Regions from separate parts of the Mus musculus genome. Here regions 2 and 3 are each linked to region 1. The links are chromatin loops, found by intact Hi-C in ENCODE. Cell type or tissue: heart. All regions are shown on one strand.

Region 1 (8,000 bases):
ATTGGAGAATTTACAGTGAGCCGTATCTCAAGCTTCAGAGAATCTGCCCCCTCGACTGGTACCTCATGTGCACATACCCACACATAGGCACATATATGTGCACATACTTAAAAGTTAAATAAGTATTTTTAAATGAGAAAAAAATCGCAATCTTCTTGTGAATTATTTGCTATCATTACAAAGGCAAAAACAATATTGATTCATCAAGCTGAGACTGCTCTCTCTCTCTCTAGGCAGCCCACAGAGGAGGAGGAAGAAGAAGAGGAGGAGGAGGAGGAGGAGCAGCAGCAGGAGCAGCAGCAGCAGCAGCAGCAGCCGCCTCCTCCGCCATCACCTCCGTGCATCATGTCTCAATTCCATGACACCACATGCGGTTTCTGCATGCTTTCCACATGCAGTATCAGGAGACATCATTTGTGCAGGCTTGACTAGGGAGGGACAGGACCACGGCAGGATGCTGGTGCAGCCCCAGATAGGATGTCCACTGAAACACAGATGCCATGTGCCTGTTTCCTCAAGGATAAGGGACCCGATGTGACCCGCTGGGGGCTTGTTTGCAGGGATCTGCAAAACCTCACATCAGAGACACACAGATTTAATGAGCTGAGCACACTAGCCATCTTCCAAAGCACTCCCAGGAGAGGGTGCAGCTGGGACACATCTACAAGACGGGAACCAGAGTACCCTGGCACTTGTCCGAGACGGGGCCTGTTGGTTGCCTTTGCCAGTTGTATCTGTGCCCCCCCCCCCCCCACGATGGTCAGTTGCTCTAAATAAATATCCGTGGTTCCTGGGCATAACTCAGACTTTGCATTTAAAATTAGATCTATAGTGGCTTGGCCAAAATTTGTGTGTGAGTGTGTGTGTGCACTCGAGAGTGTGCGTGTGTGCGTGCATGCGCGCGATGGGTATGTAGCTGCCTGCAGAGGCCAGAGGAGCATGTCAGAGTTCTTGGAGCTAGAGTTACAGGTGGTTATGTGCTGCCTACTACGGGAGCTGGAAAGCAAACGTGGGTCATTTAAAAGAAGAGCAATGAGCACTCTTGATGCTGAGCCACCTCTCCCGTCTTTGCTTTTTCTTCAGTACGGTTTTATATTTGTGTGCATTTGTAGTGTGTATATGTATGCGTGTGCACGTGATGTTCACACCAATTCCCCACAGAGTCAACATTAGATGTCTTCCTCTACTACTCTCTATACATGCCTTCCCCTACCCCTTTGATTCAGTATGCGCCATTTCAGCTCAGTTGGCTGCCAGGGACCCTAGGATCTGTCTCTATCTCTACCTAGGTTTCCTCAGCTGGAGCCAAGTGCTCAGCCTTCTTAAGTGGGTTCTGGAGATCTGACCTCAGGTTCTCATGCTTATTCAGCAAACAATTTACCTGCTGAGCCACCTCCCCAATCCTTTCAAAATTAATTTATATTCAGATATTATTACCGTTACTTGTTCCTTTAAACAGAGCAGCACACAGAGAAATCGCTAGTGTTCTCTTCTATCAGAACACGGGCTGGTCCAGCCTACACATTTGCTCATGGTTGGGTGGACAGGTAGCAAGCAATGCTATCTGGGCTGACCTCTTCATCTGAGATCACCTTGTCTTCGTTAGAAGAATCTTGCTTCTCCTGTGTGTTCCACAGTGGTACAGAACAGACAGGGCCCGAGTCTTACTGTAGAACAGGCCTCTGGTAAGTTATAATTAATCAGCTTCAACCTTCTAACAGGAGCCAGCTGGTGAACGTGACATTGCTGGAACTGGACAGGTGTGGCAGTGAGACACACGGTCCCTTGCCGGTCACAGGGTATTCCAGTAGGTGGGTAGGACTGGGGAGATTCTGAGCGCCCACCTCTGAGGACTGGACAGAGTAAAATAAAAAAAGAGTGAAAGATTCCCTTTCATTTTTTTCTTCTTCTCTTTCTCAGGTTAATATGAAATTTTAGGAGCACAGGAGCGAGACTTCCGGCTCGACAGAGCGGCTAAGTCACCGAGCCGACTTTTCTCTGAAGCAAAAGCGATGTACAATGTTGATGTGTGCCAAGAACTCACTTGGGCATGGGGCCAAGAGAATGCGGCCTGTCAGTCGTCCGTGGGGGAACGAGAGAGCAGGGAGTCCAAGCACATTTGGAGAGATGCCTTACAGTTCTGAGGCAGCCTTTTCACGTCCACAGAAGCCCTGCCCCCCCCCCCCCCACCCAAACTCGAAACCTCTTGTTTCTGGCTCTGGGAGGCAGCTGTTGGCGAAGACATACCTCTTTGGCAAACCAACGTCATCCTCAAGCAGACCCTGTGGTGTGAGGGGTCTGGAAGGGGCCAGGCCAAGGTGGTAAACCTTCCTACCAGATCATCTCTTGTCTCTTGCATTCAGCCAAGGCAATGTGCTCTGCAGAGCCAACCCTTGCCTGTCTCAGAATCATGACTTGCTTGTGACTAAGTAGAGGCTGAATCGGCACCCTGATCCCCCACACCCCCCCACACCCCCCAGAGCCCTGGAGTCCCCTCCACACCCCCCCCCCAGCCCTGGAGTCCCCTCCACCCGCTCTTTACAAAATCAGTTCATCTGGGTAATTTTTAAAGCGCAGCACGTGGGCCAGCTGGAATTGTTTGCCTCTTCCTGGCCAAATGTTTGGGGCGCCTTCCAGCCTTCAGTCTACATGCTGTGTGTGTGTGCTAGCAAGATCTGGAAGGCACGTCCAGGACTGGGAAGGAGGGTGTTGCTGACCGCAGGACCCGCCAACTTCCCTAGGCAGGAATGAGAAAGAAGCCTGCTCTTTTTAGGCAAGCCACTGTCAGGCAACACTGTCAGGCAGTGATTCTCTGGGCTTGGATATTAATGCTCACATTCACTGGCTTCTGAGCTAAACCCCCCATCCCAGATCCTTAAAAAGAGAAGATGATTTTCCAGGGAAAGGAGTGTGTGTGTGTGTGTGTGTGTGTGTGTGTGTGTGTGTGTGTGTGTGTGTATGTGTGTGTGTGTGTGTGTGTGTGAGCTTATTTATGCTGCTCTTATCCAGAACAGGGCTGATAGGAAAGTCACTGGACAAGGGTCTGCCTGGCAGGATGCTGCCTGCCTTCCTTCTAGAAAGCAGGCTACTTAGATAAGGTGCAGTAGTGGCAGAAGTCGCCTTGAACACTTGGCAAGTGTGTTCATTTAGAAGGAAATAATACAAAGAGAAGGGCAGAATATTCTGTCTGCCTCCTCCCTCCAGCCACGGGGAAGGTAGATAATTAGACTTCATTTACAATCCAGAGCTTTCAAAAATAAGACCTGTGTTGGTTATTTATTTATTTATTTTTAAAGATCTTTTAACTTTGAAGTTCTGGAGATTGGGGCGGGAAGCTGCCTTGTGTGAAATGTGCCTGGCCTATTGTACTTGGGGGAGTCGGAAAAAAAAAAAAAAAAAAAAAAAAAAAACGGGGACAATAATAGCCCTTCACGGAGGAGACGGGATTGTGTTCAACACACCATTTATCTCCTTTTGGACACAAAAGCATATGTGCAAATATGTCCATTTATACATTCTTCTTCTGGGGGCCTGTGACTCTTCCAAGTCATTATTCATATTAATTAATGTGTGTTTGGTTTATAAACTGCTGGGCTTAAGAACTCAAGTTGAAATGTTCTAGGAAAGTCAATACCCCAGCACTGCCTGTGACAGGGTAGGGGTGAGGGGTGGGGGTGGAGCTAATGGGCTGGATCCAGCCTTCCAATAGGGTGACAGGAGCTTTACACATCTGGGACAAGGCAAAAGGCCCTGTGAAGGGCCTTATATTTGCTGTCTGGAGACCGGCATCCATTCTTCCACCCTCCTGGATCCACAGAGAGCTTCTCAGGATAAACTGGGTCATAGTTCATAAATTCTGAGTGTCCAAGGAAGGGGGGAAAATGATAGTATTACTGAAACACAGTCCACACAATTCTGTTTTCTGGAATGGCCCAGCTCTCTGGGCCTGTTAAAGGCAGTTCATCAGCAAAGCACTTTGCATTAGAGCCAGGAAAGGGAGCTGGGTAAAGAGGCATGAAAAAAAAAATACCAGAAGATGTTTGTGAATACTTTCCAAAAATTCCAGGAAGACATATGCGTTTCAAGACATGGATCTCGCTAATAAACATTAGGTCATAAAATAATTCAGTGTACATGTGTGGGTTTTAGAGAACACTCTCTGAAAGAATTTTTCTGGAAAAAAATAAAAGCAACCTTGCTGTTCACTGTTTTAAAACTCCCTCCCCCCCCCCCCAAAGAGCTATTTCCAAATACAACCTAGAGATACATTTTATTTCAGTTTCCCACAGATGTGTCTCTCCACACCTGCTATTCTGGTTATTTATTAACCATGTCTAGTTTTGTAGTTTCTAGCTTTTACATCTTTAAAGTCATTAAAACTCAACAAGAGAATTAATCACAAAAGAAATCTATCAAATACCGGTGCCAAGCACTTTTTTCCCCTCCCTGACTGACATCTTTAAAATGTATTTTAAGGTTATTTATTTCATCACACCCAGGGAATAAAAAAATAATAACTTGCAAGCCTCCAAGTTCAGAGAAAGCATAAAAATGTGATTTACTATTTATTATACAGTTAGGCACATGCACATTATACATTGCATGTTAATCTCCAGCGAGCTAAGTTTAACAAACTTGACAACACTACCGCTTGCTAGTGCGGAGAAAGAGTTGACATCTGTTTGCGTCCAGATAGGATTCCTTCTGTGTATTTTCTGGTAAACGGATAGAAGACCGGCTGTTTAAATGGGCAGCCGAACCACAGTGCCCCCTGGTGGAGAAACAGTAAATGCGTGCACTTCTCACAAGATTTTAGAGACACCTAATTGTTACAGTGTGAAAAAAAGTTTCAAAGAAAGAAAAAAAAAAGCAGATAGGAAGAGTTCAGTCCATGCGTGTTTTAATAGATGGAGAGTAAAGAGTTGCATTAAATTCTTCAAAATCACCTTGATCAGACATGGTGTTTGACAACGAAGAATTAAACATGCATGTACCCAGAAGAGTTGGTATTTGGAGTCGAATTGAGAGTCGCATTTGCAGTCAAACAGAGAGTCGCAGAGTATATGTATTTTAAAACTAAATTTATCCCAGTGGATCATCGGGCAGATACACACAGGTGGACTTACTTTCTGAATGCACTATGAAAACGCAAGAGAGCAGATCCCAGATTTTACCAGGGACCAAAGGACTCCATCTTCCCATCATGCCCTTAGCAAGCGCCTCCGATAAGCAGCTTACAGGGAATTTCCTCGGGTCAGACATAAATAGACAGTCTCAGGTTCCCTTAATCCGGGCGCACATCGCTTGCAAGTTAGGCCTCATAAATCTCAAACCCAGTCGAAGCGCACGAAACGAAATGTTCTTAGAAGGCGCAGATACATTAAATGAGAGCTTCGGCACCATGGACTCATTAATCACGCAAACAATACTGACGGCCTCGCGCTGATCTTAAAGGAGCCCCTCCTTTTCTCTGGAAACACCCTCCCTTCACCTCTGGCCACCTTGGGAAGGAGAGAAGAAGTCGGGAATGGATGAGCGCCCCTCGCTCCTTCATTGACGGAGAAGCAACATCGGTAATGGTTCAAGGTCGCTCGCACCTCAGTTGTGGAGTGAAAAGAGCCACAGTTTCCAGCGTTGCTAATCACGTTTTGCTTCCGATGTAAAGTATTTCAAGATATCTGTCAGATGGAGATGATACTGACAAGGTGAAAGTTCACGGGGGCGGAGGTAAACATGCTCACCAGGTGATGAACGGACAAACAGGACATGGATGCATCCCTACCATCGAATAGCATTCAAAAATAAAATAAAACAAAACAAAATAAAATAAAATAAAATAAAATGGTATTAGTAGAAGCTGTTAACAAGAAAAATTTGAAATCAGGATACCAAGTGAATGAAAACACACAGAACACCATGGACACTATAACTCCATTTTTCCGAGGTGCCCACAGCAGGCAAGTCCTTACAGACAGGAAGGAAATTAACCACTGCCTAGGGCCGTGTGTGTGTGTGTGTGTGTGTGTGTGTGTGTGTGTGTGGTGTGATTGAGGTGTCTAAGGATGCAGGATGATTTTTAGAGCTAATTAGATGTTCTGAGGTTGTAGATGTACTAAAGCAACTGGATCACACACACCTTACATGGATGGCTTACATGGCAAAAGTGTTCTGTATCCATTCAGCTGGTAAGATAAAGGAGGCCATGGAAGGCTAGGGGCGGATGGCTCTGCAAAGTTCCAGGGCAAGTCACATTTCCCTGATTAAAGGAGGAGAACAAAAAAAAAATGAACTAACCAAATCACAAGAGTAAACAAATAAACACCAAGACGAAGCGGGGTGCAGTGCTGGTCTCTGGAGACCTGGGTTCAGCAGGGCCCTGGATTTACTTTTCCAAAGGGTTCTCACTCAGCTTTCCTTCTTTCAGATCGGCAGCTAGTGATGAAAATTCTGATTAAAGCGGGTTTCACCCTGACTGCTTTCCTCTCCTGCTCCCCAGCTCCCTGGAGATCCGGATGCAATTATCCTGGAGCATCGCTGCTCTATAAGAAGTCCCCAGGTGACTCTGATGTCCAGCTGAACCTGAGGACCACTGTTGGGGGGGGGGGGGTTGTGAGCCAGCCTAACACCTAGAATACGGTCAGAAGGCAAAGCTGGCTGAGATCAGCAGCCGGCTTCCTAGTTCTCAGAGAATATCTCCTCCTCATCCCTTTAGGTTACGCTGAAGGTATGGCCGAGTTTTCACTGGTTGTCTGTGGGCCACTGTGGAAGGCAGGATGTCGTCAGTGAAATTTACCAAAACCTGCAATGAAATTTACCAAAACCCCCATAGTGTTTCCACTGACAGAGATATCAGAACCAAGTGCCTGCCTTCTTACCACACACAGGTATCATTCCAAAAACACCTTTGATTTTGTTTTCAACTGTGTGTGTGTGTGTGTGTGTGTGTGTGTGTGTGTGTGTGTATACACGCACACACATACACATCCTTGTATATGTTCAAGGAAGTCATTCTTGTTCAGACCTAGAGTTTTATGTGAATTAAATGGGGTCTTCAACCAGTGCCATGTAGGAATCTCCTTTTCCTACTCCACATTACTGCTGCTGAGTAGCTGAGGATATTGTGTCCCCACCTTCACCCCAGCCAGGCCTCGAGTTCCCAGGGCTGGGTTTCAATCCAAGCTAACCATGTGCCCCACCCAGGAGTGGTACCTGCATTGCTTTACTGTGCCGAGAAAACCAAAACCCAAAACAACAACAACAACAACAAAAACAACAAAAAACCCCACAATGTCTTTTACTTTCTTTCCTTTCCCCCTCCTTCCTTTTGGAACATCTATGAGGCCAGAAAATATCGACCCCTCACAGGGCCCAGCACAACGCTGTTGTAACACTCTCTCTGGGTCTGTACCGATCAATGACAATTTTGGAAAACATTGCCTGAATAATTCATCACAGAAGAAAAAAAAAGTGCTTTTGGATGATATGATATTGGTGGGGCTTCCAGCACAAACATACATGTGTTCCTGGGCAGCCCGTCCAGCTGGAAGACAGCTCCAAGTCATTGGGATGGCACCCAAGTCATTGGGATGGAGCCCCCTGTTTTGTAAAACATTATGAGCCATGTACCCACTCCCAGGCATGGGAAGACATGCCCGGGCCTCAGCCAGGTGTTCCAGCAGCATGTGCCTGGCACATCTTGCCACTGTTTGGGCCATGAGGGAAGTGTTACTGTGGTTGACTCTATGTGGCCATATGCAGCCTTGCAACACTAACAAAAAAGACAGACAAAAAAAAAAAAAACAGATAGAAAGGAAAGAATAATTAAAAAACAAAACAAAACAAGGGACAATGGGGGGAAGATAGGGGGAAATGCTAGCTACGTTCTGCACAGAGGAAAACTGAACGACTCCGGGAAAATTCAATGTAATCTCAGCAGTGGAGATGGAGACTTAGAACCTGTGTCAAATGCTTTTGTTTCATTCTGGAGCCTCACACCCCAC
Region 2 (8,000 bases), 1.7 Mb before region 1:
TCTTGCCCATTGAGCCATTTTTCTTGTTTACATTGTTAGAGATATATGTCTATCTATATTTTAAAATATTTTATGTTAAATATATTTTAAGTATATATCTATAAAATGTATAAATATAAACATTTATTATATTATACATCATATTCATTATACATTATATTATTCATTATATATTATATATTATATTTAATAAATATATTATATTTAAAATATTTTTGATACCTTAATGCCATATTAAAAGTAAAAGATTATGTAAAACTGTACAATAAATGAATTTTACACATTGAGATGAAGGCGAGATCATTATTATCACTCACACTGAACCAGCCCTGGCCTTTTCACAGCTAACAGAAGAATTAATTAATCAAATTGGAGAGACTTAGAGCAGGAGTTCCCAAGCAGTTGGAATGTGTGGCTTTGTGCTCTCAGGGGGGCACTGGCAACAGATGGAAGCACTTTGGGGTGTCATAGTTGAGAAGTATAAACTACTAACGTCTAGCAGGTCAAGACCAAGGGTGCCTGAAATGTTCTTGAGTGCCTTAACAGTGTCTGGCCCAGAGGAAGCTCCACTGGAGGGTACAGAACTGCCTTTAAGGGAGAGGTGTTTCTGTATATTGTGTTCTCATCTATATCTGAGAGACTGTGAAGCCTGCATCAGGGAGGTTAGCAGAATAGTAAGTGATCATTGCAACAGAGACAGGGGCAAGCTTTTATACGATTTCATTGACATAGGGAAGTATGCTGTGTTAGGGGTGGGCTGGGCTAACTAAAGGACAGTTGCTGGGACTCCTACAGGATGGGACGGTCCTTGGCCCTCATTCTCAGTGAGCTGTGCGTCTGTCCCCGGGCAGGAGGCTGAGGAACAGCTCCCACAGGGGAAACTTTCAGAGGCCACTGTTCACATCTGTGTTAGGAGAATGGTGTGGCTGGACAGGGTGGTTCCCCAGACGCGGAGACTCCCCTTGGTCATTCTTGGTTATTGCATGACTTGCCACACGCCTTTGAGTTTCCAGCACCATCTCCCCTTCCCTGTCTCAGGAGTAGAAATGGACTCACCCCACTCCTGGTCTCAGATAGAAGGACCCATCTATCTGTGTCTGCTCCCCTGTCCTTATCTAGATGTTTTTGTCATTGTCACTGGACTTCATTCTGGATTGAACTCCCTTGGTGATAGCAACCTGACAAATGAAGCCCTCCCCCAAGCCATGCCTCACCCTTTAACTTCTGTCTCCCACCACTTATGGGCAGGTCTGGCTATCTCATGGCAGGAATCTGTTGAAATCCCAACCAGTTTTCTTCCATCCTCTTCCCTCTCTTGTGTCTCTCCCTCTCTCCCCTCTCCCTCCCTCCCTCTTCTTGCTCCCCTTCTCCCTCTTTACTTCCTTTTTAACTCCGTCCCTCTTTCTTCTTCCCTTTGTCCCTCTCGACTCCCTCTGTCCCTCTGTCTCTCTCCCTCTCTTCCCTCCTCCATATCCTCCTTCCTCCAACTTTCCTTCCATCTCTCCCTCTTTCCTTCCTCCTTCCCTCTCTCCTTCTCCCTCCCTCCCTCTCTCTTTCCACCCTTCCTTTCTCCCTCTTTACTTCCTCCCTCCCTCTCTCCTTTTCCCCTGTCCCTCTGTCTCTCCTCCCTCCCTCTACCTCTCCCTCTCTCCTCTCTCTTCCCTATCCTTCTTCCTCCATCTTTCCTCCTTCCCTCTCTCCCTCTCTCTCCTTCCCTCCTCCTCTCCTCTTCCTCCTTAACTCCCTTCCTCTCTCCCTCTCTCTTTCCTCCCTCTCTCTTTCCTCCCTCTCTCTTTCCCTCTCTCCTCCCTTCCTTCCTCTGTCCATTTCTCTCTCTCCCTCTCTCCTCCCTCCTCCATCTCTTCTTTCCTCCATCCTCCTTCCTTTTCACAGTTCTGGGGGCTGAACCCAAGGCTCCTCTAATTCTTTCTCTGTCTGCCCTATATAGTTCTATTCCTTCTCTGCCACTTTCTGACTGAACTAAGTTCTCCATGCCACAGTGGACAGCTGTGTGCAGGGTTCTGTCACCCCGGCAGCCTCTGCTTTATTAACTACTGAACCAAAGTCAGAGTTCTCTAGCCTCAGCCCTCACAGGGCAGTCATAGCTACCCTAAGGGATCATGAACTCCAGAGTTCTGTGGACTGTGAAGTGCTTGGCCAGGTAAAGCTTCGCCACGTTGACACCAGCTGTCACCTCTGCTTTCAGAAGTCCTCCTCACGAATCCTTCATGCTGCAGGAAGGAGGCAACCACTCTCAGATATGGAAGAAAGCCGACCCCAGCATGCATCACTTTGATGTATAGAGGCTGTTTTGATTGGCCAGCTCTACCTGGACAGAAATCCTGGGTGTGCAGAAGAAGCTTTTCAGTCATGTCTCCTTTGGTGTCTGACAGCACCAAGCGGCAGAGTAGGCAGGTAAGGGCAGCCACTCTCTAATATTATAGTCCCTGTGTCTGCTTGTGGCATGAGACTCCACAGCCTTTGACAGTGGCTTCTGTTAGTGCTCAGCCTGAGATCTGAGGCACTTGGCCCTGAAGACTTGACAGGTCTCCAGAGCCTTCTGATGATGAGGGCTTGCGGGTCTTTCTTTCTGGCTCCTCACTGACTAACCCCTGCTCTGTTCTCTCCTGGTCCGTTTGTGCATTCCTTCCCTCTCTCCTGGCAACTCTCACACTGCCCAACAGTTTCTTCAGTTGTTACTGCCTGCTCTGGAAGGGCTCAGGCAACCCACCTCTGTCTGACTAGCACACACAGGGGGCCATCCAGGATCTGGGCACTGGCTACCCCCTGGGCCCCTCAGCTGCAAGTATCACATCCTATAAAAACAGGACCCTGGCAGGTATATGGCACTCCCTGGTAGGATCAGTGATAGTCAGTATGGCATGGTGCATTCAAGCCCATCTTCCATAGTGTGTGTGTGTGTGTGTATGTGTGTGTGTGCGCACACTCTAGACCATACCTAAAACTAATTAGCTTCCAAAATGCATCACGCTAATGACGTCACCCTAAGGTTTAGCCAGGGCTCCATGATACGATTAGCAACGATTAGCAATAGCTCTTCCAGGTTGGTTACCTCGTGTGAGTGCAGGTGTCTTCAGAGGCCAGAGACATGAGATCCCCCCTGGAACTGGAGTTATGGATGATTGTGAACCATGCAAAGTGGGTGCTGGGAACTGAATTTGCATCCTCTACAAGAACGGTATGTATTCCCAACCTGTGAGACAGCTTTCCAGTCTAAAGTACATGTGTTGTAAGAGGCATGCCATGTGTGTCCAGTGCAAATGGACCATCTTATAAAAAAAGCAGACTGGAGGCATCATTCAGAGCGTGAGGCTGGGGTAGGCAGCCTTCTGCACCTGGCTCCAGGCCTTCTGTGTGGAAGGGACCCAGCCCAGGGTAGGTGCATTCGTTTCTGGGGACTCAGCTTGGTCATCTGCAAGGTGCAGACAATAACATTTTATTTCCCTTTATTTCTATAGGGGATTGCCGCGAGGGCTCATCTGAAGTGATCATTCAGCGATCTATTATTACTGTGTTAATTAGTTAATTACTAACTGTTCATTAATGCATGCATAATGACAGGCAAATATCAGCTGCTTTTGTTCATTTTTTAAAAATGATTTTTAGTTAGCAAGCAAGATGATGAATTTTGTCATGATAGTTTCTCTGAGTGAATGCATGGGTATACAAGTGTTCGAGTACACATAAATGTATGTGCATGTATGTGTGTGTATGTGCACGTATGTGCATGTATGTGCATGTACAAGTGGAGGCCAGAAGTCAGCCTTCAGAGTCATTCCTCAGGAGGCCAACCATCTTGGGGTTTGAGCTAGTCTCTCTAACTTGTCCTGGAACTGCTCGATGCAGCTTGGCTGACAGCTAGTGAGCCCCGGGAATCTCCACATCCCCAGTGCTAGGATTATAAGCATGTGCCACCATGTTCGAGCTCTGGGCTTTGAACTCAGGTCCTCATGCTCATGTGGCAAGCACTTTGCTGACTGAGCCATCTCTCCAGCCCAAGGGTAAGGCCTTCCTACACTGTGTCTACCCACTCACCTACCATTATCCTCTCTTGATCTCTTATTTGGCTTTTGCTGTTACCAACAACAACACAGCAGAAGGTTTTCTTTTCCCTTCTCTGGGTCTTGAAATCTCCATTGTGTTCCCATGGACACCAAAAGGACCTTCAGTGTGAATTCAAGGGCAGGCGCATCATGCAAAGTAAGCAATGCTCTGCCCTTTCCAGGATGACCCACACTTAGGACGACCTTATTCTCAGTGCTACGTTGCTGTCCACCAGCTGCAGACCAGGCAGGAGGGAACAGGGAAAGTCTTTCCCTCCCCTTTGGCCCTTTCCATATAGCGTTCAGCCCACCTTCCTTTCCTAAGCTCTTTAAACTTCTTTTGGCTAAGTTAACTTTGTGCCCCCAGGAGACAATGGGCCAGGAGAGTGGCGTATCTCTCCTGGGGCCACCAGGTGGCGATGTTTCCTTTGTCATGATCCAACATGTACCAACTCTTCCTGGTTTCAGCGTCCAGCATCCTTCTGTCAGGCAGCTTTCTCTACTCAGGCAGAGGGCTTTGGCAGTTCACAGAGTCCCCATCTTTAGGATGTGAGTGGAATATCACCAGTTTCTCTGCAGTCGTCCAACACCCGTGTAGACATAGAGAATGCATCGAGAATTGGCCCAGGGAAAGGGTCTCTTGTCACTTCTAGATGAACAAGCTGTCATTTGCTGGTAGTGCCAGGGTGATTTTGGAGAGTGATGTCCCTGTGTCCACGCAGGACTCTAACAACTAGGGTGTGAGATCCACCTGGCTTCCATGTCTCTCATCTTGCTTCCTTATCTAAAGTCCCCTGGAGTGAATAGAATAGAATTTAGAATAGAACTGCACACCCCCTCCCCGTGGTATATGTGATATGGAGAATTTGAGGGATGCCTTTGAGTTTGACAGAACCATTTTCAGTTGTTGGTGAGCTTGACTTAGGGACCTGGGATCCTGGAAAACCCAACAGCCTCCAAAGCCACCCTGAACCAGTGACTTCAGGTTCTTGTCTTGCGAGTTATAAGAAATTCATAGATCATGGAAGGTGAGTTTTAGAGAAAAGTTTACTATGTATTTCATAAGAGAACAGAAGAGAGAGGAAGCATGAGCTTGTGTGTATGTGTGTGTGTGTGTGTGTGTGTGTGTGTGTGTGTGAGAGAGAGAGAGAGAGAGAGAGAGAGAGAGAGAGCCCACAGTGTCTATACAGCAGGATTGTGTCTCTGGGGATGGAATGCCATGGAGGTGCTCAGCCAGAACTTGGACAGGGCATGATGGTGGATAAACTCAGTTCAGCCGGCCCAACTGAGGAATGTCCAGCTAGGTGACCTGAGTTTTAGTGATGTCAGCAGATACAGCTTCCAGGTAAGAGAGAGAGATGACAGGGAACCCGAAGCCCAAATTCTTTTCCTGATGTTCCTGGTCTCCAGAAAAGACCTTCTCAGGGCCATGGTTCTGGAGCCCTGCCCTCCTGACCTGTTCCTAGCCCTTGCTTCCATCAGTATTTAAGGCACAAAGAGAACTGGCAGAAATGCAATGAGCAAAGCCACCTGGTTCAGTACCAAAAAAATGATGTTGGTAGCATCCAAACGCAACCTCCCCTAAAGGCACGTTTTCCTAAAACTCAGCCTAATATTGAACAAGAGCAACATCATTCCTCAGTAACAACCCATGTCTCAGTGCCTTCTTGGGAGACCAGGCTATTCTCTTCCTGAGCTAGCCTTTTCTTCTCTCTCCCACTGCCTAGACCCCTAGACATATCTGCTCAGATGTTACCTGCCATTCATCAGAAAGTCAGCAAGGGAATCAACAAGGCATCAGTATGGTGGGCTTGATACCTGGCACTGCCATTTATTTGCTGTGTAATCTGGATGGTTATTTAATCGTTCAGGCCCCAACTTGCCTCATCTATAAAATGGGAACACCCAATGTATACATTGATTTGCTATGATATATAAATGAGATATTGTATGTTAGGTACCTGAATCAATGTCTGATGTAATCAAAGGGGAACCTTCATTACAAGAGAGAACAAGGGACTAAGCAGCTAGCCTTGAAGAAGGAAGAGAGTAGAGATCTGAATGGTACCCTTGAACTGGGTATGAGAATAGTAGAGATAGGTATCATTCAGAGTATAGCAACGATGATGAACTTGGTGAGGACACAAGACCCCAGTGGTGATGCTGGGCTGCTAATTCTTCAGTGTGACCCTACAATGGAAAGACGTGCTAGTCTCAAGGTGTGGATGGGTGTGCAGTACTAACAGGTGTGTGTCTTTCTCTCTGCTTTCCCCCACCACACTCTTCAGTCTGGACAACTCTAACAAATCATTACTCACCACGGTCCAGGCAGGATCTTCTTGTCTTTCTCCCAGGCTCTTGCCTCTACTTAGTAATTTCTCTTGTTCCTCAGGGAGGCCTTGCTTATTCTCCGAGGCCCTTTTCCTCTGAGGCTTTCCAAAGCCCTCACAGCCCATCGCTGCTGCTTTGTCTGACCTTTGTATGGCCTGAAGTGTGACTAGCTTTTCAAAAACATGTTTTCAAACTCACGGAGACCTACCTGCTTCTGTGTTCCTCTCTCTCCAAATGCCAAGGCTAAAGGTGTGTGCTGCCAGACCTGGTGTGTATCACACCCCAGTTTTCTTAGTTTCTTTACCTTAGTCCTGGCCCCACGGCACAGAAGGGTTTGCAGAATTCATTCGTCTGATGTACTAGTGATTTTTCTCACTGCCATGACCAAATATGCAACAAGGCTCAGTTTAACGATGGAGGGTACATTTTTGGCTCACAGTTTAAGGGGACCTGGTCTATAATGACAAGGAAGAGATGATGACAGGGGCTCACAGCTGTGGTGAAGTTGGAACCCTTCTCACCTTCAAATCTGGGCAAAACAGGAGAGGAGAGCGAATCTTACTTTCTGTTTTTCCCCCTTTGTTGATTCTGTGTCCTGAGTCTGTGGACAATGCCACCCACATTCAGGTGGGGCACACCCTCACAGATGTGCCCAGAGGTGTGTGTTTCCCAGGTGACTCTAGATCATGCCCAGTTGATGATGAAGACTATGGCAAGAGAAAAACAGTATCAGTAAGAACATTTTTTAAATAAAAATAATAAATGTACTTTCATGTGGAGAGACACCCCTATAATCCTAGCCCTTAGGAGGCAGAGGGAAAGAGGTCAGGAATTCAAGGACAGCCTGAGATATACAAGGCCCTCACCAGTAAATCTAGGCTAGGGTTCTTCCAAATGTCTCTGTTCATCTAACACTGGTCTTCAGAGCCACTTTTGGAAAGAGAGAACATCAACTGTAATCTATTTGGAATAGAGACTTTTAGAATTTCTGTCAACTGCATTTTTGCACATGTCTTCTTCTTTTTTTGTGCCCTTGATAAATTCTGATAAGAATACTGGCTACACTGTGTGTCTTGTACATATTTCTGTCTTGCCCATAGGCTACAAGCTATTAATGTGCTGCGGTTTCATCTTAGTGACCCTTTATCTCCAGGACCCAACGCTGATCCAGGCACAGAAAGGGTAGCTCCCCAGGAATCAGGGTGGACAAGAATATGAAGTTGGAAGCAGGAACCATCACAAGGAGGAGGTTTAATTGGAGTGTCACCTCCTCACTGGGGTGTGAAATCCTCAGAGGACAACTCTGCTCTCTGTAGGAAAAGGGCAAAGTTGGAGAGAGCAGTTGAGCGCAACGTTGAGTTAAGCGCAGGCACCGATCCCTGACAGGCCTGGCTCATCCAGGGAGAGAGGGCAGTACAGAGGGCACGGGAGGCACATTTGCAAGGTTTCCCAGCCTGAGGCTGCAGGCTAAGATCCACTCGCTCATTAAGATTCAACAGAGGCAGGGTCTCTCTGTCTTGTGGCTGCCTGTTGAGAATAGACAGTACAGGATCACGTCTGGATGCTCCAAAGGACTCGTGAGTTACTTCTCAAACCCTAGGGGAA
Region 3 (8,000 bases), 200 kb before region 1:
ATGTGAAGACACGCATGTTGTGTATACACAGGATTTGGTGGACTAGATGCCCATAAGGACTCCAAATGAACTAGAAGGTTACAGGACTGGGGCTGGGGCGGTAGCTCAGACTTAGAGAATTTGCCCAGCATTCACAAGGCCCTGTGCTCAAGCCCAACACTCCTAACAGAGAAGAACTTACACCTCTCAGCAGGTCTCACATACTGCTACTGAACAGGCAGCCATGTTCACAGTTCCTGTGCACGACCCACAGACCATCACTGTGGGTCCTCAGGATCCTGTGCTGGTTAGCTTTTGTCAACTTGACACAGACTAGAGTCACCCAGGAAGAAGGAGCCTCAGCTGAGGGATTTTCTCCATTAGACTAGCCAGTAGGCATATGTGACTTGACCACCCAGTTCACTGTGGGTGGTGCCACCCCCAGGCAAACCAAGAGGAGCAAGCAGTATGCAGAGTTTCTTCATTGTCTCTACTTCACTTCCTACCTCCATGTTCTTGCCTTGACTGCCTACCTTGTCTTCCCTCCGTGATGAACTTCAATATACGAACCCTTTCCCGAATCGCTTTTGGCTGTGGTGTTTATCATAGTATCTGAAAGCAAGTTAGGACACATCCCCATTTGACAGATGAGGAAACCAAGGAACAGGAGGCTAAGTTGGAGTAAAGGGAGTGTCCGAGGCAAGCAGGTCTGCTTCTGGATGCCAGAGTGGCAATCTCTGTGCTTATAGTCCAGTCAAGTCTAGGAATCATCCTGAAAGTACCACCCCAGATCCTTGAAACATACAGGGCGTTTTCTTCCTTCTCAATTCACTTTCCAAGTGTCTTCTGGGTTTGGAAGCTGAACTGGGGCCTACTGAAGAAGCCATGATGTCTTTGAATAGGATCTTGATGGGGGTAAACATCTGATCTCTACAGGGAAGAATAATTAATAATTAATTATCATAACATGACATGGTCATGTAAGGAAGTAAGGATTCTGGTGGCTCCTACTGAGTTTGACTCAGGACAGGGACTCCTACAGAATCTCAATATATACTAATTGAGCAATGCCAACGAGACCAGGCTGATGGTGGGCAGTCTGCTCTTGATTCAGGAGGAAGCAGTGAGCTGAAGGTCAAAGCTCCTTTGGCTAAAGGAAACAGTAGCCAGCATCGCAGGGAAAATAATGGTAGAGATTACCATAATACTTCTCATCCCACTTCCTGTGTGAATAACTGCTGGGTACCTAGTTGCTAAGGTTCACGTCTTGTCTGTAAGGAAGACATTGTTATTCTCATGGGAGCAAGGTGGCAGTGGAGTTTCAGGCCTGCCTCTTTCCCCACCAGGTTTGCAGAAAGGTAGGTAGTAGTCTCCAAACTTTTGATACTCACCCCACCCCAGAAGGGTGCCATGGTGGCTTCTCGGTTTCAATAAGAGAGGAAGAATGCTGTGAGTATAGTTGTTCTTGAAGAAGCAGACAAGCCACAAAAGAACATCATTTTGGGGAAAAAAAAAAAAAAAAAAAAAAAAAGGCTCAATTTTACTCATCAAAAAGGCAGACAGGGTGGGGGTGGGGTACACACTGTGACTCTCAAAGACTTGGCTGGGAGCAGTCAAAACACTCCTAAGTTGCAATCTATGAGATATTTTTGTTACATGTTATTATTGGCGAGGGCTGAATATAGCCCTGATAATTTTTCAGTTCAGTGAACAGAGAGACGAGGAGCCAGGGAGGTAGGAGGAACTAAGGTATTTCAGGAGTCAGACCCTTCTAAAAATAGGGCCACGTTTGATGGTGGGAGCTCTGAGCATGTCTCCCCTTCTCCTCCTGTACCCGTGATGTGGGCTTTGATGTCTACTCCTTTCTGTCTAGCTTGCCTGTCTTCTCAGTAGCCCCTGGACCAACTCAACATGTTAGCCATGGCTGGCCTTAAGCTCCCCCCCAAATGTGTTTCTGTCCTGATGTGTCCCAAGTTTGTCTGTGGTCTTTCCAATCCTTCTATTGTTGGAAGATTAATTTATTTACCCCCTCAGCGTCCTCTGAGGTGGTGCCTACTTGGGCACTACCTTGTGCCCCCTCCCCTATTTGAATGGACTGTTTTCTTCCTCTCTATTGCCCTGGGAAACCATAGCAAGTGACCCTGGTGTTCCAGTCCTCTGTACATGGCTCTGTCTGTGGTGCGGGACCATGAGTATCAGAGCCATGGGTGACGTCTGGTTTATCTTTGATATGGCAGTGACTGATGAATGAAGAGGTACACTTGCTGCATGGTTCTGTAAAGGGATTTGCGATATCCCTTCAGGGTGCCTCATGACCAAAGCGATGACATGGGCCAAGGGTTGCCTTTTGTGTAAACACCACACCCACATGTAGAGACACACATCCATAAGTCTCTCAAGGATCTGGCTAGAAAACTGCCACAAGATTATGATGATGTGGACTCCAAGAGCTGGCAGTTCCCAATCTCTACTGAATTAAGTCTCCTGCCTTTCATCTGAATGAGTCAGAAGAGCTTTGTCCAAGGAACCAAACATCACCAAGTGAGATAGTTGTCCAAAGAGTGGTGGTGGTAGTGTGTGCACTCTTTCTCTCTCCCTCTCCCTCGTCCCCTCTCTCTCGGTGTATGTGTGTGTGTGTGTGTGTGTGTGTGTAGCGATATATTTATAAGCAACCTGAACATTTAGCAAAGACCTCTCTTCATCCCTGTACTCGTGCAATTCTGTTTTCAAATTCCTTTAAAAACCCAGAAGGAAAAAAAAAAGTGTGTTAAATTCAAATTGCCGCTCTCCTGTAGAATTATGTGAAGAAGTATGCCAACAAAGGTTGAGGCCAGTAATTACGTGGCAGCCGAGCTCTTGTTCTTGATTCTCATGCAAAGCACTGCCTGATCCCAATTAGCACGGGCTTGTTTTTGCCTCTCTTGGTGTGCTGCCTCCTGCCCACCTTCCGGGGACTCCTCCCTGTGGGTTATTTGTTCAGACGCAGTTCCAGACACACCACTGTGATTTCCTTCTTAATAAACACGATCCAGTGAGGAACGGAAGACAATGAGAGGCACCTGCGCTGCTATTATAACTTCTCGTTCCCGCCCACCAGCAGAGTGGGGCTATGAATAAGTGAGAGCAGCCAGTCTAAGAATAGTAACAGCACTTTCCCATAAACACACAGTCATAAAACTTCTGCTCACACCAAGGAAGGACAGGCGTACCAGGCCGACACCATTGTTGGAAACTTGGTAGGAATGTCACTCTGAGGGCCAAATGTTTGCTGTCCATGACCCAGCCAGTGACTGAGGACAGTCCCCATTCCATGCTACAAAACAAAACAAACAACAACAACAACAACAACAAAACAGCCGAGCATTCCTGAAATTGTGGCAAGTCCTAGATAATGTCAGACGGGGGAGAGTCAGAGCAATGGTAGAGAAAAAGATAAACAAACAAACAAACAAAACCATAGGCTGTGGTGTCAGAAAACACAAATTTAGGTTTGTCTTAGTGTAAGAAATATGTATTAAAGTGGGGCAGTGGGGAGATGTCTTGGTCAATACATCTCCAGTGTCTGCTTTGCAAGTATGGGAACCTCAAGGTGGACTTGCAGAACCCACAAAAAGACCTGGGTGCAGCAGCATGCTCCTGTGATTCCAGCATGGCAGAGGCAGAGAATGGAGGGTCAGGGGACAGGGAGGGTATGCTGCTGTTCAGCCTGTCTGCATGGATACTGTGAGAGATGCTAGCTATGGCCACAGTGATTTAGCCCGACTGCATGGATACTGTGAGAGATGCTAGCTATGGCCACAGTTATAGTTACTAGGTTTTTACAGAGATGTTATCCACAAGGCGGGAGCCTAGAGATGAGGACCACACTGGCCAGGTGATGGAGAGGAGAGCAGATCTAGGGAGAACACACATGCACACTGTTAGTCTCATGGGGGAAATTGAGTCCTGTCTCTGTTTCGCTGTTTCTTGAGGGCCTTGCGGGGTGGGAACATACATTCAACAAATCATTTGCCGTTGGCATCATTAGAAGGGTCCTTCTGAGTGTCTTTACATGCGTGCCTACCATCGTTATTTCTAAGACGGTTTGTCACCCGGAGCAGAACAGGAACCGCTTTGGCCTTGCTGGCTCTGAGGTCTTTTATTAAGTTGGATCGCTGCCTAGCTTTCTAGTGTGGTGTCTCTGTTTCTGTCCGTGTTACTGCCCCTCTCGCCAATCCACTCTTTGGGGGACCCATTCTTTGGGGGAAAAGGAGCAAATTTTAGAAGCTTCTCTAGAAGGAAGGCTTCCCACATCAGCATGCTAACTCTCAGGCGTCCTCTAAGCCCCCACTCACATCCACTAGGTTGCGGCTGCCTCCTCTTCAAGCGTGCCGTGTAGGCTCTGGCCGGAGGGCCTTTGCACTCGATGGCTGCTTCTTCTGGGTGAATGCTCTGCCAGTGACATTACTCCCTTCAGGCCTGCATTCAAATGCTGCCTTTCCTGAGAGCCCTGTCTTGAATACTCCCGGTCAAAAATGACACACCTGAGCCTTCTCATTTTCTTCACTCAGCTTATTTCCCCCACGGTATTTATTGAACATCTGTCCCAGCTGTCAACAGATGACCTGTCTTTGTCGTACCCAGCTGCCTTGGCCCTGCTTAGGACCAAGAACTGGTTCCCCTGTGCCGGCTGGCACCACGACAAACTTAGCCAGTAGAGGGCACTAGAGGGACACTGGAGGCCTCAGGCTCTGGTGTGAGGTTCTCTGGAGGCATCTCCCTGTGGGCAACTCAATCCTGTCCCCTAAACAGGAAACGTCCTAGCGTACTCCTCCTCCTGGGAGACTCCAAGTGACTTTCATGGATGGGCATCTCCAGTGTTATCCTGACCTGGGACTAGAGAGCGGCTTCCCAGAGAGTCTGACCTTCATGGAGTCACCAGCCACCCAGTGGCTTTTCTCCAGCCTTACCCCTAGAGACCCTTGCAGGATGTCCTTCTAGCTTGGGCACACTGTCTCAGCACTCCCAGTGGCAGACTCCTGGACTTGGAAAGAGTTCTCTGCCCCTTGATAATTCACACCCTACTGTAGGTAGTAATGTTTAACTTGGAACTTTTTTTCTGTCAAAAGAAGTGTGACGTTCCAGGCCCCCATCTGGTTCCTGGCTGACATGGTAAATGATCTATTGGGAACGAATACATAAACATAGAAGAGGACTTCAGTTGAGGAGGATTGTATCTGTTAATTACCCATTTCATATAACAGTCTCACAGAATGCAAAACCTTGTTTCGTTTACTTACTATGCCACCAAAGGCTAGGATGCACACTCACTGTTATGAGCACTGAACAGTTGTTTGGAGGTTGGAAGGAAGTAGCAAAGTAAGAAAGAGAAGCAGGGGTAGGGGAAGGGAAACAGAAAAAGAGCAGAGCATGGATGGATGGATGGATAGATGGATGGATAGATGGATGGAAGGATGGATGGATGGATGGATGGATGGATGGATGGATAGATGGATGGATAGATGGATGGAAGGATGGATGGATGGATGGATGGATGGATGGATGGATAGATGGATGGATGGGTGGATGGATGGATGGATGGATGGATGGATGGATGAAAGGATGGATGGATGGATGGATGGATGGAAGGACAGAGCATTTGGGTGAATGAACAGATGAATGAGCAACTGAAGGAATTGATGGATAGATTGGTGGGCAGACTGTAGGATGGATGACTGGGTAGATGGATGGATAGATGGACAGGTGAACCAATGGATGAGTTGCTGGCTTTCTGGATGGATGAATGGATGGATGGATGGATGGATGGATGGGTAGGTGGGTAGATGGACGGGTGGATGGGTAGTTGGGTGGATGGATGGGTGGATGGGTAGGTGGGTATGGGTAGGTAGATGGATGGATGGATGGATGGATGGATGGATGGATGGGTGGCCTTCCCCTAAACTCTCAGTTGTCAGTAGATGGTCTGAAAGAACACCTGGTATGGTTCAGATGATTTCCATTTAAACTTTCCATCCTACTACCAACTGATTAGAATATCAAAACACCTCGCCATCAAATGCCAGAGCCCGAGGACCACGCCTAGTCTTGTGACCCTCTTAGAGGAGCATAATCAAGCCGAATCGAGCAGAGGCTGGAAGAGGAGAGCATCGTCATGCCAACGCCAGACCTTTGCGGGGCTTGTTTCAATTCTGATGGTCAACATGAGTGAGTGGAAACCTGCCCTGCCTGCTCTTTGGTATAGCAGCCATCTTTTGTTAGCATGCAGGGGTAGTGAGTCCTGGCCTCCTCTCTCTTTGACTAGACAGTCCTGTCTATGTTGCCACCTAATCTCTGGTGAGAATATTCATTTTCTCGCTCCACAGAGAGATGGACTCGTAGGCTCCGAACTGAGCGTTTCATTGCACCATAAAACATACTGGCTAATTAAAATTCTTCACAATTAGAGCAACAAACTACATTCTAAGCGACTGAGCCCATTTTGTCACCTCTGGAAACTATAGGGAAAACCTGTGTGGAGATTAGTAAGCTCTGAAGGGCTTATTTAGTTATTTTTGGCCCTCAGATCTCCTTTGGCTGGCTTGGGGTTTCATTCTCCTTCGCCTTCCTTTTTTTTTTTTTTTTTTTTTTTTTCCTACTGAGGCCCTGTTCTTTTAGACTCATGCTGTTGTCTGTTTATAAAAATAAACCAAAAAGAAAGCTAGAAAATCCCAAAGCCACAGATTACAATTACCTAGTAAAACACATAATAAGAATATAATACAGCTAATGAAAGAGCATCAGGGTGTGTAATACCAGCCTCCCAGATGTAAATAACGACTGTCTGTTTCAATTACTGTTTTCTTTTTACCTCAAATTCTAAAGAGCAGCGGAGGAAATTAGTGCCCTTGAAACTCGAGTTGCTGGAACGTAGCCACAAGCCAAGGGAAAGTGGGGAAGAGACAAGGCATCGGAGTGTTAGACCTGGATGGTGCTTTCTTCAAAGAAGATGAAGACATGAGGGAACAACAACAAAAATCACATGAAAAGATGCTTGACACCATTAATGGTTAGGGAAATAGAAAACAAAGTCACAGTAAGATGTCACTGTTTTAAACTAAGAAGGCAGGGGCTGGAGAGATGGCTCAGCAGTGAAGAGTTCAGACTGCTCCTACAGAAGACCCAAATTTGGTTCCCAGCACTCATAGCTGCTACTTGCTTTAGGGGGAGTCCGGCGCCCTCTGGCGCCCTCTACTGGATTCTGACAGCACCTGCACTCATATGTGCACATAACCACACACACAGACACATACCCATAATTAAGAACAAATCTTTTTAAATAAAACTAAAACCTAAGGGCAAATAAAAAAAGAAAGAAAGAAAGAAAGAAAGGAAAAGGGAAGACAACTGCTATTGGCTAATGGTTACGATAAAGTTGACTCTCACAGGCTGCCAGCGTGAATGTAAGAGCACAGTCTTGACAAGTGTTAAAAGGTTGAATGTGGAGCCATTCTAAGGCCCAGCCATTTCGCTCCTAGATAAATTTTCAAAGGGACTGAGGGCGATATTTAAACAGATAGTTGTATAAAGGAGTTCCTAAGAGCTCTGCCCACCCTAGCCCAAAGTGTCCAAGCATCTTCAATAAACTAAACTGGCTTTTGTATAATGGAATATTACCGTTAAAAAAATATGAAGGAACTTGAGCCTGTCTCCCACAAGGCTATGGGTATATCAGGGATAATGGGGAGGAAAGACTGTAACAATCAGAAGTCATGGAGGACTGCTGCTAAATACTGTCTCCTAGAAATGACAGGGTCGTCGCATCCACAAACTCTCAGCAGCTATGGCTGCCAACATAAGACTTGCACAGGATCAAGCTAGCCAACATTCTAACAGGGGGAGGGAAGAGACTCACAAGTGGGGGGTAGAAGGGAGATATGATCTAAACATACTGTACTCATGTATGAAACTACCAAAAGACAAAGCAATGTTAGAAAGGGAATCTTGCCATGTGTTACAACAGGGACAGATCTGGAAGGCATGTG

Evidence for each region. Hi-C counts contacts between places; a loop is a spot of excess contacts. Peaks named below come from ENCODE experiments on the same cell type or tissue, not always from the same donor. Only the 100,000 strongest peaks of a DNase experiment are listed, where the experiment ranks them.
Region 2: a loop joins it to region 1, with 11 times the contacts of the local background. A loop is called at or near these places in 12 of 42 quality-filtered maps.
Region 3: it touches region 1 in a loop (8-fold over the local background); 22 of 42 quality-filtered maps call a loop at or near these places.

What each region holds. Positions count from the first base shown.
Region 1 is chr8:114,768,339-114,776,338 of GRCm38, reverse strand. All of the region lies in intron 8 of Wwox (WW domain-containing oxidoreductase), which reads right to left. Among named protein-coding and RNA genes, the nearest start is that of Gm16118, 64 kb to the right of the region's middle. In heart, no CTCF peak of the experiment used is centred here; DNase peaks (open chromatin) are centred at 518, 2,058, 2,678 and 4,738; H3K27ac peaks cover 1,926 bases.
Region 2 is chr8:116,435,598-116,443,597 of GRCm38, reverse strand. No RefSeq gene overlaps it. Among named protein-coding and RNA genes, the nearest start is that of Dynlrb2, 65 kb to the left of the region's middle. In heart, a CTCF peak has its summit at 4,458 (motif pointing right); a DNase peak (open chromatin) is centred at 4,557; H3K27me3 peaks cover 3,209 bases.
Region 3 is chr8:114,968,252-114,976,251 of GRCm38, reverse strand. The region is part of intron 8 of Wwox (WW domain-containing oxidoreductase); the gene reads right to left. Among named protein-coding and RNA genes, the nearest start is that of Gm39257, 11 kb to the right of the region's middle. In heart, CTCF peaks have their summits at 4,670 (motif pointing right) and 7,222 (motif pointing left); DNase peaks (open chromatin) are centred at 1,711, 3,011 and 4,681; H3K27ac peaks cover 1,884 bases.